Regions from separate parts of the Homo sapiens genome. Here region 1 is linked to region 2. A link is a loop called in an ENCODE intact Hi-C map of the cell type or tissue named here. Cell type or tissue: endothelial cell of umbilical vein. All regions are shown on one strand. Region 1 has its middle 370 kb from the start of DDX10. Region 2 overlaps DDX10 (DEAD-box helicase 10).

What was found. Peaks named below come from ENCODE experiments on the same cell type or tissue, not always from the same donor. Only the 100,000 strongest peaks of a DNase experiment are listed, where the experiment ranks them.
Region 1: it touches region 2 in a loop (3-fold over the local background); 3 of 110 quality-filtered maps call a loop at or near these places.

What each region holds. Positions count from the first base shown.
Region 1 is chr11:109,037,397-109,039,896 of GRCh38, forward strand. No RefSeq gene overlaps it. Among named protein-coding and RNA genes, the nearest start is that of DDX10, 370 kb to the left of the region's middle. In endothelial cell of umbilical vein, no CTCF peak of the experiment used is centred here; a DNase peak (open chromatin) is centred at 1,165; H3K27ac peaks cover 1,230 bases.
Region 2 is chr11:108,696,963-108,699,462 of GRCh38, forward strand. The region is part of intron 9 of DDX10 (DEAD-box helicase 10); the gene reads left to right. Among named protein-coding and RNA genes, the nearest start is that of DDX10, 33 kb to the left of the region's middle. In endothelial cell of umbilical vein, a CTCF peak has its summit at 1,078 (motif pointing right); a DNase peak (open chromatin) is centred at 1,109.

The DNA of each region.
Region 1 (2,500 bases), 340 kb after region 2:
AAATAAAAATAGAGATAGTGTTTTGCTATGTTGGCCAGGTTGGTCTTGAACTCTTGGCCTTAAACAATTCTCCTGCCTCAGCTTCCCAAAGTGCTAGGATTAGAAGCTTGGGCCACTGTGCTCAGCCTAGAAATACAGCTCTGAACAAAACCTGATCCTACCACAGAGATCTTACAGATGAGCAGGAAACATAAGTATATGGAAAACTCTTACTTACCCTTTACTGCCTAGTTCAAATGTCACTCATTTGATAACTCTTCCCTGACCCTCTTTCTGTCCCCAGTTCTTACAAGTTGTTTGGTATTACCTTTTTTTTTCTTTATTTCCTGTGGTTCCATGTACTTACCTCTATTACAGTAATCATATTTCATTCCAGTTTTGTTTCCATGGTTCTGTCTCGGTAGCCTGTACATTCCCAGAGAGAAGAGATGGACTCTGAATTCAGAATAGTTGGTGCAAGGTAGGTGTTCCAGTGAAAGTCTGTTGATTGAAAGAGCTGCTCTTTAGGAAAGAGTGAGGTCAGAGGCCTCTGTTTCTTCCAGGGTGTAAGGCAGATGAGGGGGACCCTACACAGCTACATGTATCAACATAGATGGTTTGACAAGAAGACAGGGTTACCGTGGACACATGACCTATTCAGTATGATCCAAGTTGGAAGGATTAGCCTGCTGCCCACAAGAATGGTAATTGATGTATCTCTCAATAGTTCCAGTGGGAAATGCTTCATAGCTTATTTTTATTACACAAAAGACAGGTCAGACCATTCACCTGGTGGCTTTGTTGAATCTTCAGTTTTCCTCCCTAAAAAGGAGGATTAGGACTGAGGTATCTCCTTTCTGACTACTCCATTATTCATAATTTTCCTTCCCCATCAAGCCCCTCTCTCTGACAAGCTCCAACTGATAGAATCAAGGTTCTTAGCTTATTGAAGGGGAAAATAAGTAAAGTAAAATTCACACAAAGCACTCTTTGAGTGAGTCACAGAACAATTAACAGTACCCAAGTTTGATTTAAATGATAATTTTGTTTTAAATCAGAAGGTTTCTTAAAGTATTTAGCTAGGACTTGTTATGCTTGTCAGAAATGACTCACGGGCCTTTTGGATTTTTGAGTGAATGCCATTGTTAGTTTTCAGTGTTCAACAATGCATAATTGGCACCCCAAAGCCCCATGTTTTTCCTTTTTCCCCTGAGCCAGTTGTGAGCAGTGGGAGGCAGGCCTGTGCTTCTGTTCTCCTGACGTGTCTGCTGTGATGCTGGGTAATTGCCATTATTGCTGGATTGCTCTCTGAGGTACTGGTTGCCAAGGATGTTTGGTGGGGAAGCTTCCACTACATCTGCTTTGGGCATTCTTCTCTGGGTTTTCTTCTTATTCCACATTTTGAGGAGAAAATCAGTGGAAATTTTGCTCTGAATAATTCCCTCCTGCCCTCCCTTTTTGCGGGAAGGTTGATTAAAACAATGACCATGTTAGTTAGCACAAGATTTTCTCTAATCAAGATGTTGTTAGAGGCTGGGCGCGGTGGCTCACACCTGTAATTCCAGCACTTTTGGAGGCCATGGCAGGCAGATCACTTGAGGCCAGGAGTTAGTAACTAGCCTGGCCAACATGGCAAAACCCCATCTGTACTAAAAATACAAAAAAAATTAGCCAGGCGTGGTGGTGCATGCCTGAAATCCCAGCTACTCAGGAGGCTGAGGTGCGAGAATTGCTTGAACCTGGTTTGAAACTGGGATGCAGAGGTTGCAGTGAGCTGAGCGACACTGTACTCCAACCTAGGCTACAGAGCAAGTCTCTGTTTCCAAAAAAAAAAATGCCGTTAGTTCCCTTCTCTGTAAAATGAGGATAATAATGGAACATACTTCACTGGGTTGTTGTAAGGAATAAATGACAAAACACATTGTGTAAAGCATGCATGCTCCACTATCTTGATGTAGAGAAAGACAGAGGAGTCAGGATTCATCCTTCTCCACCTGCCAACTCTCCTGCCACATCCTCCATGGGACTCATAGTCCTGTAAGAAGCCACCTGCCATGGCTGGGGCCACCACTGCTGACCAGTCTCCCATGCTCCAGACTCAAGGTGATCTTATCCCAAATTCAATATCCAAAAAGAAATGGATGACCTTCATATGTATGTGTTTTTAGTCTATTCCCAATGAGCTTTTGCTTCCATTTATCTCTTACTTGAAGTGATCTTTCGTGTTAAACAGTGAGCAATTGCTGAAAAATAAGAGTTAAGAAATCTGGATTCTAATTAACTTTATCACTAATTGTTATGTAAGGTGAGTCACTATTTTTTGGGTAATTGTTATGTAACTGTGAGTCACTTTTTTTTTGGGTAAACAAGGGTGAGAAGATTAATGAAGGCTGTCAAGACCAGTGGAAGAACAAAAGTGAGTTTCCATAACGATACCTTACACATCCAATGTTTTCCTTCCTTTGATTGCATTAAGCCTCGCAAAGGTAGAACAGTTATTTCTCTCTTGCTGTGTGAGATA
Region 2 (2,500 bases):
ATTTTATGTAGTTGAACATGCCGTGGTGAACATTAAATTGGGTCTTAATGACTGAGGAGATGAAGAGGAGTTAGAACAACATCACATTATTGTGTCTGAAGAGAGAGAATACTAATCTGAAAAAAATGTTTTAATGTAATTTTTAGTATGGTCGTTAACTTTTAAAGCACAAGCCTGTTTGACCTTTTGTAACCAATTAAAAGTATTTTTACTTGACTATTTTAGATGTATAGTATGTGGAAAGGTTTAGCATATATAATGCTTTTTTTTTTTTTTTTTTCTGGCAGTTTAAAACTTGCCAATAATGGGCTTAAAGATAATTAGAAAGTTTTGTGGGCCATGAGACTGAATAATTGAATTGAATAAAGGCTAAATTAAAATTAGAATCTAATTAAAATCCTGTGTATTTGGCTGTAATTAAGACCAAGTTGCCAGATAGTGTTTGCTTTTGCAATTGAACTATAATATATCGATATAGGAAAACAAATTCATTAGCAAAATAGCTAAGATTTGGGGAATCTTTTTTTCTTTCCATATTTTAGCTAAAAAAGTGATTTGGGTACTTTTGTCTTGAAGTACCTAATTCTGTATTAATTAATTTTACCTTTCTAAATTCCTTTTGATCTATAGCAGTTGAGAAATTTCCCTGTATTTTCCTTAACCAGCACACCCCTTTTAACAAAATGATCTCCTTTAGAGATAAGTGAGGCCAGGTATATGAATATAGTTTTATAATGCTCTATCCTGTGATACATTCTGTCACTTTAAAAAGCAATTCTCTTTAGGGCTTATAGTTCTTTTGGTACAAAACCAAGCTCTTCCAGTTTTTATAAAAATGTCCAGTTGAAAGTAGAAAATATTTGGGAATGGAAAATAGACATCAGATATTCTCAACTTTAAAAAATGTTTTTATTTGGGGAGGGTAGGGGAGGGTTGTGGGTAGAAGATGGGCATTTATATATAACTATTTTTTTCCCCCAGAATAGTAGAAGATAAAATAATTTCAGCAATATTCTAATTTAGCCTTATGTGCCTGGCTACATTTTGTGGCGCTCAGAAATTCTGTAACATAAGGAGCAGAATGTGATTCCACTAGGGGACAGCAGAGGCCAAACCTTAGCATTGCACACTCACTGGCAGCAGCTTAGATCTTAGAAAAGAGGAAGATGGCCACTAGTTAAAATCTGTAATAACTTCTGAAGAGTTCATGGCTGGTTGTGGGAGAATACTGGTACTTTATGGAATAGCTAATGAGAATTTTTTAATAGTGTCTTTAATTGGTTTGTGAATTGAAATAATAAAAGTAAAAAGACAGTTTTCATGAGCATTAACTTTCCAAGGCTTACCATGTGTACCTTAGATATAAGATAGGAGCAATCTTTGTTAGTGAAAATGATTTCTTTAATTCCTTTAGCTTACATTTGTGAAGGTCTGCAGTCTGCTCCTCGTAGATAGTGGCTGATGCTTCTTTACGTGACCTGCTTTTGTTGGTATCTATGATTTAAAGGTTGCATAAAAGGTCACAGCAAATTTATTTTGCATCTTGAAGCAATGAGGAGCTGGGGGAGAGTATAGCCAGTATGGCTGTAGGAGTAGATAAGGAGGGCTGATATTTCTTAGGAGTCTATTTCCCAGGTACCCTTGGGAGTATTTCTTAGGAGTCTGTTTCCCAGGCACCCCTTAGGAATAGGGGTGCCCCCACTTTATTCTCCTGTCTAGTCAATACAGCAGGCACAGTGTTCCTTCTAAAACATAAGTCGGATTATATCACTCCTCTGATGGCATACCATTTCACTCAGAGTGAAAGCCAATGACCCCCTGGGCCTAAACTATTCATCCGTTTCCCCCCAGTTTGCTAGTATTCTCCCCTTGTTCTCTATGCTCCGTACTGGTCTTGCTGTTTCTTTTATGTGCCAGGCGTGCTTTTGCCCGTAGGGCCTTTATACTGGTGCTGTCTCTTTTCTGCTGGAATGCATTTTCCTCAAGTATCCACATGGCTGTCTTCCTCACCCTCCCCAACCACTCCTTTTAACCCTGCTTGACATTCCTTTCTCCAAAGTCCTTTATCACCTTCAAATATACTGGAGTATTTACTTAGTATATTTTTACATTGCTTTCACCTTGATTGTAAGTTCCATAAAGGCAGCAATGTTTGTCTAGTATATTGATGTACCCTAAGTGCTTAGAACAGGACCTGACATGTAGTAGACTACATTTGAGATAGTGATTCAGACTCATGAATCAGATCTTACCTAATATGTTAATTATTTATTGTTGTATAACAAATTGACCCATGGCTTGGTGGTTTAAAGCAATAACCATTTATTATCGCAGCAACCATTTATCTTGTAGCTTCTGTGGGTCAGGTACCCAGTGTGGTTCATCTGGGTCCTCTGGCTCTCAGTCTATCACAAGGCTGTAATGAAGGTGTCAGATGGTACTTTAAGGTTCAGCTAGGGTTGCATTCATTCTCAGATTTATTCACATGGTTGTTTCCAGA